2 separate regions of the Mus musculus genome follow, and region 1 is linked to region 2. The links are chromatin loops, found by intact Hi-C in ENCODE. Cell type or tissue: left cerebral cortex. All regions are shown on one strand. Each heading gives the region's core, and the rest is flanking DNA. Links, peaks and the distances in the headings are about the cores only.

Evidence for each region. Peaks named below come from ENCODE experiments on the same cell type or tissue, not always from the same donor. Only the 100,000 strongest peaks of a DNase experiment are listed, where the experiment ranks them.
Region 1: it touches region 2 in a loop (1.8-fold over the local background); 4 of 42 quality-filtered maps call a loop at or near these places.

The regions. Positions count from the first base shown.
Region 1 is chr15:27,318,500-27,326,444 of GRCm38, forward strand. No RefSeq gene overlaps it. Among named protein-coding and RNA genes, the nearest start is that of Gm36899, 140 kb to the right of the region's middle. In left cerebral cortex, for the core only: no CTCF peak of the experiment used is centred there; DNase peaks (open chromatin) are centred at 3,623 and 3,951; H3K27ac peaks cover 966 bases.
Region 2 is chr15:27,402,173-27,410,117 of GRCm38, forward strand. No RefSeq gene overlaps it. Among named protein-coding and RNA genes, the nearest start is that of Gm36899, 57 kb to the right of the region's middle. In left cerebral cortex, for the core only: no CTCF peak of the experiment used is centred there; a DNase peak (open chromatin) is centred at 3,751; H3K4me3 peaks cover 652 bases; H3K27ac peaks cover 451 bases.

The DNA.
Region 1 (7,945 bases), core at 2,107-4,606, 84 kb before region 2:
TGACAGCGTTGTCACCAGCCCGAGTCTAGGGAGCACTGATTCCTTGACTTGCAAAGGACTGACTGGTTCTCCTCCAATATTCATCTGCTCAAGTTCTAAGCCTCAGTACCCCGGAACGTGGTCAGAGACGGAGACAGCATCTTTCTAGAGGTTAACTTCCCTGTCTAATATAATCTGACTGGTACTCTTGTACAAAGAGGAAATGGTGACAGAGCCCTGCACAGGTTGATAAAGCAAGAAAGCAGTTGCCTACAAGCCAAGTCTAGGAAGAGACAAATCTGCTGACACTTTTCATATCAGACTTCTAATCCCCGGACCTGTTTATGCACGAATCTTCATCTGTGTCACAGAAGTCCTGGCAAAGCCCTGCTCTGACAGCCTGGGGAATCTGTCCTCGCTCTTCATCCCTTTCCCAAGAGTAGGGTCTCTCTAAGCATTTGACAACGGAGTGTTACATATATCAACAAATGAACCTCTTTCCAATACATGATTTTATTATTTGCCATTGTGGTTATTTTTCGATTGTTACTTCCATTTCTGGGAGGATTCTTGTGCTTTGGTGCATCTGTGGAGGTCGGGGAACAACTTTTAGGAACTGGTTAATCTATTTCCAAAGTGGGGGATCAAACTCAGGTCATCAGGGTTGACAGCAATCACCTTTACTGGCTGAGCCAAACTGCTAACCCTGAGCCACATGGTTTTAATGGCACACTAGCCATTTTTCACATAGCAAAGCACTACAGAACTCAACCTGGCAGTGTACAACTGTAATCCCAGCACTCAGGAGATGAAGTCAGGCGTCTAAGGGTAGATGCACTAAATGAGACCTTGTCTTAAGGAGAAACCAAAACACTCTGCAGTGCTTTCTTCAATGGATTTCTAGGACAGGCTTTTTGAGACATGATTTCTCTATGTGTCCCAGGCTGGGCACAGATGCAGATCCCTGGCTCAGCTTCCTGAGCACTGGGATTACAGGTATATGCCGCCATTCTCAGGCAGTACATGCCTGCCTCTCCAGGACACTGTGAAACACACGATGAAGTAATGGAGTCCTCTGACAGGTGCTCTGTGGCTTCCTCATGGCTATCAGCTCCATGTCCTGGCTTTCATTTGGGTCAAACTGTACTAGGAAAGAAAAGAAGAAAAATAGTGAGTGAGACCCTAACAACCTCTCTTGCCCACTTCCCCTGCACAAACAAGTAGTGATTTCCTATGTTCATGGAACACACAAAGGTCTAAGTTGTTCAAATACAATGGGTCTTAAGAAAGTCTGTTTTAAAGTATTCTAGAAGGAAAAACACCGTGGTTCTACCAGCTCCTGACCAATACAGGTGCAGATACTTATAGCCAACCATTGGACTAAGCCCAGGGACCCCAAGGGAAGAGCTAGGGGAAGGACTGAAGGAGCTGAAGGGAATTGCTATCCCATAGGAAGAACAATATCAACTAACTGGACCACCCAGAGCTCCCAGGGACTAAACCACCAACCAAAGAGTATACATGGATGGGCCCATGGCTCCAGCTACATATGTAGCAAAGAATGGCCTTATCTGACATCAATGGGAGAAGAGGCCCTTGGTCCAATGGAAATTTAATGTCCCAGAGAAGGGGGATGCTAGAGTGTTGAGGCTGGAGTGTGTGAGTGGGTGGAGGAACACCCTCATAGAGGCAGGAGAAGAGGTGGAATAGGATAAAGGGGTTTTGGAGGGGTAATCAGGAAGGGGGATATCATTTGCAATGTAAATGAATAAAATTATTTTTTAAAAATAGAAATAGCTTGGAACTCACTTGGGTAGGCTTGTAAAGTCTAGGTATGTATAAGTATAAGGTATGCATAAGGGATGTATGAATCAGGACATACTGTAGTTTACTGTATCATTATACATAAAAGACACTGTGATGTGCTATGTTATTAACTGTGACATACTATATTATTAACTGTAGGATGGTGTGGCCTAGTATACTTATGTAAGCTATAACACAATGTGACTTGTTGGATATTAATGTTATTGTCAAAGGTCTGTTGTTTCATATTTAGGTCTTCCAAAATAGAATGATATTCCTATTACATGTTCAGTGCTTCAAATAGTACTTTGTTCGTGAGAGACACCATACTCAACGGGGTAAGAACTTGAGTTCAGGTGGCCTCTAAGCCTCTGGTCAGATCTCAGCCATGCTCCAACCCCCTGCACAGATCTTGGCTGTGCTACTAATGAGCTATGACTCTTGGGATGTCTTTGTCCTCTGGAGCTCTGGACACCTACAACATGACATAAAAACTGTCTGTAAAAATTTTTAGAAAGTAAATGTAGACAGGGGCCAAAGAGAAGGCTCACTATGTCAGTCAAATGTTTGCTCTGAAAGCACAAGGGCCTGGGTTGGATCACCAGGACCCACGTAACAGCACCAGGCACAATGGTACTTGACATCTCAGGTACTGAGAAGAGGGAGACAGGAGGATCCATGGGGCAGGTTGGGCCAGCCATACTGGATAACTTTGTGTACTCCCAGGCCAGAGAGAGAGCTTGTCTTTAAAAAATAAAAAGGGACAGCTCCTGAGAAATGGTGCCCAAAGTTGTCCATTGTTCTCTACACAGAGGTGTTCCTGCACACACCTGACCATGCACATGCGTACATACAAAAAGAAGGAGGAGGAGGCAGAGGAGGAATTGATGGTGCTGGTGAGTATAAACAGTTGAATAATCACGATGTCTCTTGGGTCTGAGGCTGAAGGAACTGATGATATAGGGTAGGCTTGTAAGTTGAGCAAGCTTTGGGCACCAGTAGATTTCTTTTTTTATTTATTTTTTTGAGATGAGGTCTTGTTAGGTGAACACCACCATGCCCAGCTTCCACCCATGGATATTAATGGGTTCATGCTTTCGCAGGGAGAAGACATTTCTCACATAGTTGTACAACTTCTGCTTCTGTGTAATGTTGGAGAACAACAATTTTAAATAAACTCCTTCTCTTCTCATAAAAGTTGATCTCAATACACGAGCTGGTCCGAGCCGCACCCCCCCACACACACACACACACATATATACGGCCTAGTCTGGCCTCAGTGGGAGAAGATGCGCCTAACCCTCATGAGACTTGAGGGCCCAGGGAGTGGGGAGGACTGGTGATGGACGGGGGTAGGGGAGGAGGAATGGGATGAGGAATTGTGGGTGTGCAGACTGGGGTGGGGGGGGCAACAACTAAACTCTAAAAAAATAAAAATAATAAAAAACAGTTGATCTCAGTATTTTAAGAATTGGAATGACATAAACACAGCATTGTGACGTAAATCAGCCATCTTGTGTAGCTAATTTGAGATTTTCCTGGGAAGAAATTACACCTTACCCTTCCTTTGCTTGGGAAACCAAGTTCCTTTTGTTGCTTTTTAATTTTAACCTTAATCTCCTTTCTCAAGTCAACAGTACGGCTTTGAAGAATTCCACCCTCCCCTCCAGCCCTCATCAAATCCTTTTTGATTATTATGTGGAGAGCCTAGCCCTCCTTTTACCAGAATATCCTACCCCACCTCGTGATAGGGCAGGCTAGCCTAACCACTTCCCGCGACTTGGACACTTTTAAGCTGTGTCTTCCTCAGAAAACCAGATGCTCTGAGCTTAGTGCCAAGACAGCTTTCCACCTAGAGGCACAGAAAACCAGGATAGTGTTTGAGCATCATTGCTAAGTGATAATGTTTCTCTGTTCTCAGTGAATAAGGACAGGTTTGCCAAAGCAGTATTTTTCTTTTAAAGGGAAGGGAAGAGAAGAGAGCCTTAAGGAACACAGTCTCTTATTGTTGAAAAATTACTTTGAGTTCTTCATCTCTCCTCCCTGCCTGCCCACATCACTGCAGCAACTACAAGAATCCAACAGAGCCAAAACACACTGGCCGAGTGGAACCACAGTCCTTCCTGATGTGCCCCACGCTCAGCCTCTGGGTGACGGAAGGGAGTTAGTCATGCACAAACAAGAGCATCCCTGAGCTAGCTTCATTTGCTTGGAATCCAAGAATCACCACCCACACAGTGGCAAGCCTAGAGTGCTGGTGACTCTTCTCTTTCCTTTCTTCATTTAATCAGTCAACACGGAGACAGGCCCTCCAGGAAGAGGCTCGAGTGGAGGAGTGTCCACGGTGGTCCAGAATGCCAAATCAACTCAGAAAAATAATACGGGAACTCAGGGATGGGTAGGAGGTATCAAAGATAAACTTCTAATCCAAAGGACAGGAGGCGGGCTACTCGAAAAGGCATCCTGGAAAGAGAAACGGACTCCTTTTCTTTCCTGGAATCAATGGGATACTTGAAATCTATGGATCTAGAGGTCAAAATATTTTCAAAGGTAGGCATGGTGCCACATACATGCCTGAAATCTCAGCACACAGGAGGCTGGGGTGAATGGTTCACAGGTTCAAAGCTAGCCAGGGTACTTAGTAAAATACTTAGTAAAATACTACATTCAAAAAACATATAAACACAGGAGCTAAGGAGGTGGCTGAGTCAGAAAAGTGCATACTATATAAGTAAGAAGCCCTGAGTTCAGATCTCATGGCAGCAGAGGCTGTAGCCCTAGCACTGTAGAAAGGGAGGAAGGCAGAACCCGGAAGCTCGTTCATTATCCAGTTTAACTAGAACACTGAGCTCCAGATTCGTCGAGAGACATTGTCTCAAGAAATAAGATGAGGTCTACACGGGAAGGTGTTCATCAGCCTTTAGCTGACACGCACTCTCTCTCTCTCTCTCTCTCTCTCTCTCTCTCTCTCTCTCTCTCTCTCACACACACACACACACACACACACACACACACACACTTCATGTGCTTAAGGAAGTCCCTGTGTGCCCAAGAGATTACCTCTCAATCTAACAGGCTCCAAAAACACAGTCAAATTCCATTGGAAAAATGAGTTCCAGAGCTGTGATTTCACCTGGGGATTAATTTTTGCTAATTTACCTTCATTTCTTCACACGGGACTTAAACCATAAATCCTGTCTACACAGGTATGTCTTTACTTACAACACCTTGGTAAAGAAAACAGTAATTTCCTGCTCAATTAAACAAGGTTCTTGCAGATGCTTGTTATCAACATTCTGCCAAAGCCAAAACAGACATAGGCTGTGATGGTTGGGCAGACTTTAAATGGGAGCATTCAATCCCAACGGGTGTGTCCTGATGTGATCATTACTTTGGGGACAGGTACTGTGTGCCTTTCCAGTCTAAGTTGTTCGGCTTCAAATACATTTTGCCTATCACTTAGGGGGACAAGTAAAAGCCTTTGTGAACTGCCTATAAAATTCCCAGCACAAGCTAAGTCATAGGCTCAGTTAGTTCATTTTTCCATTGCACCCATCTTCCCCAGAGCTTTAAAAAAATAATTGAGACTTTAATTAAAGACAAATTGTATTAGTCTTTTAAGGATGGAGAAGCCAAGACGCTCGCGCAAAATGAGTCATGGCTGGGGAAAGAATCAAACTCTATTTGCAAGTACTGTTTTTTTTTTTTATATCAATTCATTAGCTGTTACTTATTTCTTGCATTCCCTTTTAAGAAGATGGTTTCTGTATTTGTAATACAACGTAACTCTGCAAAAGAAATTGTATAGTATGAAAACAGACATCAGGATTCACTTCAATTATGTAGTACACTGTACTAAAAAATCCTGTTGCTTGTTATATATTTTTTTAATCTTTCTGAGTATATGGATATGCTAAATCCTCTTGGTAGCATACTAAGGGTCTGAGTGAAGCCTGTTTCTGTTCTCCATACAGCACAGTGCTGGTCTACTACTGTACTTTGTTTAGTGGAGCAAATATTAAACCAAGAAATACACAGTTAGGGGTTGGAGATATGGCTCAGTAGTCATGAGTGCTTGTTGCTCGTGCAGAGAGGACCAGAGTTCAGTTCCCAGCACCCATATCAGGTGGCTCAGTATGGTCTGTAGCTCCAACTCCAGGAGATCCAACATTTTCTCTGGCCTTTACAGAGCATGCTCCTGCACTTATTCACACGTGGTCACACACATATGCACACATGAATACAACTAAAATCTCCTTTAGAGAGAGAAAATGATAGGTAATTCTAGATGGCCAGACAGGAATACACCATTTTGTGATGGGGCAGCTCTTTGGGGACATTTTACTTGGCAGATCTTTGTCTGTCTGTCTGTCTCCTCCCCCCTTATCCTTCATCTTCCTCCCACTCACTAGACAGTCTAAGTTCTAAAGGGTCTACCCAAATGGTGGAGATGTAAACTGGTAAAACTTCCTTGAGATTCCCAGAACCCACTATATCTGCTGTTCTCTGTCCATAGTCTTTAGCTAATTAGGTGCAGGAGGCCCATGACTCTGTTGTGTTTGGACAGAGAAAAAAGAAAAGAGACAGCAGACTAAATAACAAAGGCCTCTGCCTCCTAACCAATATCTCCATATCCTCCCTCTGTCCCTTCTCATAAAAGCCCTTTGTGCCCTGGAGGCCTCAGAGAAGGACTCTGTAACAAGAATCTCCTTCTTGCACCTTCCTATCCTCACATTCATCATGAACACCAAAGAGACCAAAGAGCACAAGAGCAGGATCACCCACGGACGGCGCCAAGGACAACTTCTGCACCTGCCAGCTTTGGTCCTGCTATGAGCACCAACAGTGGGAAGGAAGATAGGATTATGGAGGGGCACATTCCACACATTGTCCTAGGCGGGACAAGAACTCCAGGTGGATAGAAGGCTGAATTCAGAGCTTAAGAACCGACCTGTCTACTCCCCATGAGGGACTCTTCTCTAATTGATGAACGTCTAAAATCGTTTTCAAAGAATTAAAAAGAAAAATCTTATCTACAGCCACCATGAGCCAGACCGCAAGCACCCACACTTCTCCCCATACTACCAGCTCCTCCTCCACGAGGAAGATATATCCCTGTCGCCATTTTTTTTTTTTCAGAATAACCTGGAGTTCTCAGAACATACTGTAATTCTCCCAGGAACACAAAACAGAAAAACGACTGAGTATGGCTCGAACCAACTTCCATTTGACCTATGGGACACCTATTATCTACCAATATCCACCATGTTTTCCTATTCTGGGACTCTGTCCATCAGCCCTAACACTGGAATTCTGTCTACTCCAGCATATATTTACGACCCCATTCAGGCAGGGGGACACAAGGAAGACTGGTGTCTTCCCAGTAGCAAAAGAGTGGCCCAGGCAAGTTACATAGACTCTCTGTGCCTCAGTTTCCTTCTCAACAAAACAGCACTGTCTCCCAGAGTCCTATAAGGATGAAATATGATGACTATAAACCAAACATTAGTGTTCACATGCTAACTGGTACAATTATCTTGATTACTGCCAGAACATTTATTTACACAGTCCCCAGTCTTTTTACTCTACCTAGGACTAGCCTTTAGCTTTCAAAGCAGAATGGGGCAACCCGTTTAAATAGAAGAGTATAAATAAGACTGCGTTGAGAAGTGACTGAGCTGGAAGGTGTCCTACTGGCAGTGACACAGCAGTGGAGCGGTGACTTGTAGCTTTGCCCATTTCCACTAGATGGCGCTGATTTATTACAGCCCACCCACAACCCTTTGCATGTAAGTTACACAATAAAAGACACGTGCGTGAGGTACCTGGCAGGTATTGTTTTCTAAAGGTCTCCCTTGATTCTACTTCTGGCACGGGGCAGTACAGTCCTCTGCATCAGACCATGCACCACCCCTAAAGAAGGCAGGGATTGTCTTGTACTGGATTTATTTTAGAGAGAAGGTAGAGATCGTTGTCTTTTGAGATTACGATAAGGGGGTCACACAACCAACACATAAGGAATCTCTTTATGGCAAACACGGAGCATCATGAATTGCTGACATACAAGAAACCGACGCGACGCCAGTAGAGATTAGTGACAGTCTGAGGAGCTTTCCAGTAGGTTGTTTGCTCCATTGAGAAAAATCACACCATCACCTGC
Region 2 (7,945 bases), core at 2,218-4,717:
AATCATCAGAGAAGCGCAAATCAAAACAACCCTGAGAGTCCACCTCACACAAGTCAGAATGGCTAAGATAAAAAATTCATGTGACAGCAGATGCTGGCGAGGATGTGGAGAAAGAGGAACACTCCTCCACTGCTGGTGGGATTGCAAGCTTGTACAACCACTCTGGAAATCATTCTGGTGGTTCCTCAGAAAATTGGACATAGTACTACGGGAGGATGCCGCAATATCTCTCCTGGGTATATATCCAGATGTTCCAACCAGTAAGAAGGACACATGCTCCATTATGTTCATAGCAGCCTTATTTATAATAGCCTGAAGCTGGAAAGATCCCAGATGTCCCTCAACAGAGGAATGGATACAGAAAATGTGGTACATTTACACAATAGAGTACTACTCAGCTATTAAAAAGAATGAATTTATGAAATTCCTAGGCAAGTGGATGGACTTGGAGGGCATCATTCTGAGTGAGGTAACCCAATCACAAAAGAACTTACATGATATATACTCACTGATAAGTGGATATTAGTTCAGAAACTTAGAGTACCCAAGATACAAGATACAATTTGCAAAACACATGAAATTCAAGAATAACAAAGACCAACGTGTGGACACTTTGCCCCTTCTTAGGATTGGGAACAAAACACCCATGGAAGGAGTTGCAGAGACAAAGTTTGGAGCTGAGACGAAAGGATGGACCATCTAGAGACTGCCATACCTGGGGATCCATCCCATAATCAGCCTCCAAACGCTGACACCATTGCATACACCAAAATTTTGCTGAAAGGACCATGATATAGCTGTCTCCTGTGAGGCTATGCCGGTGCCTGGCAAACACAGAAGTGGATGCTCACAGTCAGCCATTGGATGGATCACAGGGCCCCCAATGGAGGAGCTAGAGAAAGTAACCAAGGAGCTAAAGGGATCTGCAACCCTATAGGTGGAACAACAATATGAACTAACCAGTACCTCCTGAGCTCGTGTCTCTAGCTGCATATGTGTCAGAAGTGGCCTAGTTGGCCATCATTGGGAAGAGAGAACCCTTAGTCTAACAAACTTTTTATGCCTCAGTACAGGGGAACACCAGGGCCAAGAAGTGGGAGTGGGTGGTTAGGGGAGTGATGGGGTATCTGGGGGACATTTGGGGTAGTATTGGAAATGTAAATAAAGAAAATACCTAATTAAAAAATAAATTTTACAAAAAAGGGGGAAAAAAGGAAAAAAATGTTGTCATAGCCCCTCCAGTGCCAGCATCTACCACTGCATAAGGAAACAAGGACAACATCTACCTTCCTTCCTTTCACTATAGTGTTAGAGTTCAAACCCAGGCTCTAACATAGCTAGGCAAGCACTGAACCACTGAACTGTATCCCCAGACCTCCTTTTACTTGTTTGACACAGTGTCTCACTTAAATTGCTCAGACTTGTCTTAAACCTAATCTGTAGTCCAGGTTGGCATTGAATTTATAATCTTCTTGCCATTATCTTCCAAGTAGATGGATTTCAGGCCAAGCCTGCAACCCCTGGCTATGTCTAACTTTTAAGTTTTGTTTTGTTTCTTTGTGTGTGTGTGTGTGTGTGTGTGTGTGTGTGTGTGTGTGTGTGTGTGTGTGTGTGTGCATTCGTGTGGGGGGGGGGGTGTGCACATAGGGAGATCAGGTGAGAACGTGCAGGAATCAGCTTACTCCTACCATGAGTTCCAGGGGCTGACCTCGGGATATCAGGCTTCATCAGCCCACAATTACCATTTAGAAAACATTGGTGGAGATACATTTCTCAATGTTCCTAGAAACTCCGTGGGGGACTACGATGAAGTTTAGTGGTATCATCCTGGCTCAGGATACTCACAGACTTGGCATATCTACAAATGCTGCTTACTTTCTGATTTTTTTTTTTTTGCCTTTTCGGTTTGCTTTGGCGTGAGAGAGGGTCTCAGGCACCTCAGGCTGGCCTCAAACTCACTAAGCCGTCAGTACTACCCTTAAATACCTAATCCTCCTGCCTCATCTCCTGAGCACTGGGACTATAGATGTGCACTGCCACCCCTAGCTCTTCTTTATTTAAACTAAAGAAAAAGAAAATACAGCAGAAAGACATTTTGTCAATTCAGAGTTTATTTATATAGAAATAAATCCTGGAGTTGCCTCATTTTGACATCATCTAGAATTAGAAATTAGCCTTCCCTCACCGGGGTAATGCAAACATCGTGAGACAAAGGGGGCTCACAGGAGTGAAGCGGCGAACACAGCTGCAAGTCTCCAGGATCCAGAGGCACCAGCAACAATATTTTCCTTCCGTGGGACACCTCTCAGTCAAGAAGCTTCACACTGACAATAGTGAGAGACACAACCGTCTTCTAAATGCCCTTGATGTGCACACAGTAGGGCTTGGGTCCTGAAAGCTGATGGTGGTTTGGGACAGGAGAGCCACAGAAGGAGCGGTGACCTAGATAAGTGACACCTCCCACTTGTCTCCTTCATTCCTTCGCAGGCACCCAAGCAGTGGCAAACAACAGGGTGGCAGGCCAGGGCCTCATGGCTAGAGGAAATGCTGTCATCTTACACAACAAAAGTCCTGCCGTGACTGATGGGCATAGTCCTCTTAAGATAGGTGTGTTAATCCATTCTTCACTACAATGATGAAATACCTGAGGAAGGCTACTTACAAAGAAAACAGGTTTATTTAGCTCATAATTTGGGAACCCAGAAATAATGGCACAGACTCTGGCAAGGGTCCCCCGTGGGCTACGTTATCTCATAATAAGAATGAGCATTGGAAATGTAAATGAGGAAGATACCTAATAAAAAATATTTAAAAAAAGAATGAGCACGTCAGGCAAGCAGGACGGCTTAATAGACAAAGGCACTTTATCTCAAGACCTGGGTTCAAAAGTAAAGGGAGAGAGCAAGGTCCAGAAAGTTGTTATCTGGCCTCTACATATATATTATGATATACACACACTCTATAACAACAACAACAAAATAATAATAGTAATTTTTTATAAGAAAGTGCATGTATCTATGTGGTCTCTCTCCTATTCCTTCCAGGGCTACCAGGATTTGATCCCAGATCTCTACCCTCAATACATACTCTAATCTAACGATTTCCCACAGGAGTCATTTTTAAGATGGTAGTGAATGAAGTTTCTGACCTTGTCATACCATTCACAGTAGCCTTTGGAGGAGATACCTGTATGAGCTGAGTGAGGACCATCACCTTGAAAGCCGAGCAGTAGTAAGTGGCTACTCCCTGTCAACGAGAATTTGCTTGACCAGAACTCCAAGATTCAGAAGGTACGGCCCCTTGACAGGACAGTCACAGACTATCAGAGGAATGGACCTAGCGGGGCAGAGAGAACACATCCAACAAACAGGAAGTCTATATCCATTTGGACTTGACCACAAGACATGTCTCCCTGGGTCTTGATGCCATCATCAACCAAGCCTAGGAAAAAGTAGCAGTAGCCAGGAAGCTCTCTCCTTCCAGCCCTAGGAGACCCCAGGAAGCCTCTGGAGTTTTCCCAGTGGGGAAACTGGTGAGGCAGGGGGCTGGCTCTGCCTGCGAGACAAATAGTGCAGAGACCGGGGCTGTGACTCGCAATCCCCTGGGTGAGTCAGCCGGAGGTGAGGGAGAGCCAGCCGGAACTCAGCCCACACTGGCTAGGGATGAGTGGGTGGCGGAGTGTGTTCGCTCACACCAAACCTCTCACCACAGCTGTCTGGGCTTCACCTTCCTCGCCGTCCTTGGAGATGAGATTCCATGAGTAGAAAAACATTCCGAGAGCAAAGGAGGTGACTCAGCCCTGTAATTGCTACGGGCTGTGCGCCTCTCTCCACACCGTTAGCCTTGCCAGGGCTTCTGAGACTTGTAAGTCTCTTGGCAGTGTGTTAAGGATGGTAAGGTTTCCATCCGGAGCTGAATGACAGCACAGGCAGCGCTGGACCGTCTCGCGGGATTTCCGATTTTACTTCCTGCTTAAAAGCAAGTCGATTTTTCTTTTAAAACTAGCAGTTCTGACCCTCACACTCGACACATTGCCCCCATGGCTGAAGACACGTCTTCAACATTAACAAGCCTCTTTGCCCTCGTACCTGGTTTTAAGATAAGCTCGAGGGAAAAGGTCTTATTATTTATCTGTTTCTAGCTGTCTATGACAGTGGATGCGTGTGTGTCTCATAGATTTGTTTGTAACGAGAGTCACAGTCAGCCATTAAAGAAAATATGAGAAGTTAACAGCATCTTCTGACTGTGGTTAAAATGCAAGGAAATGATTTGTAATCTTATCAGATTTGCTCAGTTGAGCACCGTGGGCTTTCCTCACATTTGGCTAGCATGGTGGAAAATAGTTGGAAAACTAAAGTTTAGGCTGCGGGACATGTCTCAGTGGTAGAACATTTACCTGGCTCACTCAAGGCCCCAACTTCAGTCACCAGTACTAGAGTAGGGGAATATGATTGTATCCATACTCAGCCAACACTGTTTAAAAATCCCGAAAGGTTAAAAAAAATTAAGTAGGAATTTAAATATGTGCACATACATATATGCATGTATATTACACGTATTGTTTTTAAATTTTGCACTTACCATATATAATCAGGAGACATCTCAAATAATGGTTGGTAGTCTGGAGCTCCTGTCTTTGAGGTATAAGCTTATTGTTTGAGAAAATGTGGGGAATCTGATAAGATGCTAATGTTATTTTGTTAACATCTACAATTTAGATATAGAATATATATATGGTACTGCAAAACACAAGGTGCAAGCACTTCTGTGAAAAGCTTAATAATATCATAAAATGATAATAATAATAATAATAAATATCATAAAAAGATTAATTCTATCTTCCAACAAATAGACTATTTCAAATTGATTATTTCAAATAGATTTCTCTAACATTCCTGATTTTGGTCCATTTTTAAAAGTTCATGGAAAATAATATAGGTTCTAATAAAGACTTTCATAACGAGCCACTAATGTGACGCTTATACTGCGTTGAGTAGAAACTCTGAAGGATTTGTTGAGGAATCACCTAGGATACCATCATGTACCATTCACATTAAACAAAAAGCATCAGCCCTAAAACAAAGGATCGTTTGCAGCTAATACCAGGAGTCCCAGCACTTGGAAGGCCCAATGTGGATATCTTAGTGTTGACTAAACACGACCTAGAGTAACCAGGGAAGAGAGTCTCACTGACGGATAGCATCGTGGGCCGTTCCCAGATTTTTCCTGAGCCAGCTTTTTCCAGCCTTGAGCAGGCTGAATAGACCTTGAGCATTTGCCTCCTTGGACCTTAACAACCAGGTGATCCACCTTCGTTGCTTGTGCAACTTCCTACAGGAACTTAGAAGAATAGACTTCCCACTGAACTTGCTTTGCAACATAACCCAACTGAAACAAAGGATGGGTATCTGGGCTCTCCCTATATAAACGCAGTGCTGAATATTAAACTTGAAGCCTTGATCAGAACAATTGTCTTGGCTTCATTCTTCTTTCGCACACCCATCCTTTTCATTTCCAGCCCCCCCTTTCAGGTAAACCCAGTTCTCCCAAGGCCATTGGACGGCTATAGCCTAGATCTGGTTGGTCTGTAGGTATGTCTCAGAAGTGAAGGGATTTTCTTAATTAAGATAATTAATGTAGGAAGACCCAGTCCACGGTGGGCAGCACCATCCCCTAGACAGGGAGCCTGGACTATTTAGGAGTAGAGAAATAGAGCGGAGCTTAACAGAGGCAGACAAGCATGCGCGCACACACACACACACACACACACACTCTCACATCCATACAATAGAATCTAATGAGTCAGCAAGGTGGCTCAGTGGGTATACACTCTTGCTACCAAGCCTGGTAACATGAGTTAAATCCCCAGAATTCACATGATAAAAAAAAAAGAGCCCCAGTTCCAGCAGGAACTGACCTCCACATACACATTGCGCCACCACCACCATCACTGCACACGCACATTGAAATGCTAGCATGTTTATATCATGATAGTGGCCAGATAACCACCATATCATAGAATCAAGAAAAAACGAATGTTTCAAGATCATCAGAGTGATAAGTGAGCTATAACACACCTACACTGTAGACTATTAAAGCCATTTGTGGTGAACAGGAGTCAGGCCACTGAACTGGAAGGCTTCCAAGAGATGGTTGTGGGTACAAAAGCTAAGAGGTGGCTGGAGAGATGACTCCATAGTCATGAGCACTGGCTGACTTTTCAGAGGACTTGGATTCAATTCCCAGTGCCCACATGACACCTCACAAACATCTTAGCTCCAGTCCTAGGAGATCCGACATCCTCAGGCACTGGGCACGCACATGGTGCAGATATACATACTGGCGATACACTCATACACATAAAATAAAATAAAAGTGCCTTTTAAAAAGAGAAGATGCAGAATATAGGTATACTAAGCCCATCTTTGTGAGTGAGATAAAATTTAATGTAGTTACATGTATGTGTGTTGTAATGTTTCTACAATATGTGTATATGTGGTTTACTCATGCCCATATGCATAGTCTTATGGACATGCAATGGTTACATGGGGACATACCAAGCAACTAACAGTTTTCTTGGGAAATGGAGAGTGAAGGCCACATCCAAGAAGAGAAAAGGTAGAAGAAAATGAGATGCTGGGCCTGGTGGCGCACGCCTTTAACTCCAGCACTTGGGAGGCAGAGGCAGGCAGATTTCTAAGTTCAAGGCCAGCCTGGTCTACAGAGTGAGTTCCAGGACATCCAGGGCTACACAGAGAAACCCTGTCTTGAAAAGAGAGAGAGAGAGAGAGAGAGAGAGAGAAAGCAAACTGAACCAGAATGTATAATTCTGTTTTGTAAAATTATGCACATGTATTAGAGAAATTGGAACTAGGAAGATTGCTGTTTATAGACATGTCGAGATAGCTGTGGAGTACTGAAGAAACAAATAATGTGTCTCGTGTGTTTCCGCAGTTTGTTGTTGTTAGTTTTGCTTTCAGTGTTTATGAAATGAGCACTTCTTCACTGAGAAACCTATGAGAGAAACAGAAAACTGACAGGGGTCTTAGCTCTCCTTCCACTGGCCAGTGTGTTCACCACCCAGTTCTTAAACCCCATGCCCTGACTTCTGTTACTAAGTGGATGTGTGCCTTCTGCTACAATCTCCCTTCTCCATCTGCTCAGAACATAGTTTTTGTTGCCCCTTGGTCAGGTACTGCTTCCTCACTGACCTGACCTCCCTGGCTTTCACAGTCAGAGGGCACCCCTGAATCACCAATGCCATTTGCCTGTCTGCCTTCCTCCTCAGATCAACACTAAGAAGAGGGAGATTCTAGATTCCCTCTGTCTCCCTGCAGAAGCAGGATTAACTCATACAAAAGAAACCTCAGCCCCTCGCTGCCTCCTCGTCTTCTGCAGTGAAGCTCCTGCCCCAGCTTTGAGGTAGAGCAACCTGCACGGCCACCCGAACCCCAAACTCAAAGCGTAAGGTTTGCGCAGATGGCCACGCTCTCTATACTGTCTACGGCCCAGCATGGTGCTTCCTCCAGATCATTTGTCCAGAGAGATGTCACCAAGACTACCTTTATTTGGAAGGTTCCCTTCTGAATCTCTCCACCTCCAGTTGCTGAGAAATAGGAGTGGGTTTTGAGAAATCCTCTCTAGTCAAAGCTTCACGGTCAGACCTACAGCTTGGCGGCAAATGCCTGATTTAAATGTCAAGCACTTGTTTTGCTTTTGTAAGATTTCCCTTGGCGTTTCTGTGATGGAGACAGGTTTCCACTGACTTATCTCAGGGCCATACCTCAGATGAAGATAGACACCTTGGGCCGAGCAGGGCAAGGCGGTAGACCCAAGAGTGCAAACAGAAAGCACGTAAAACTTCGTAACAGCTTAGTTTTGCAATCATTGCCGGTATTAACCTTCTTCAAGCCTATTCGTGTTTGTATTACAACATCATTTGCTA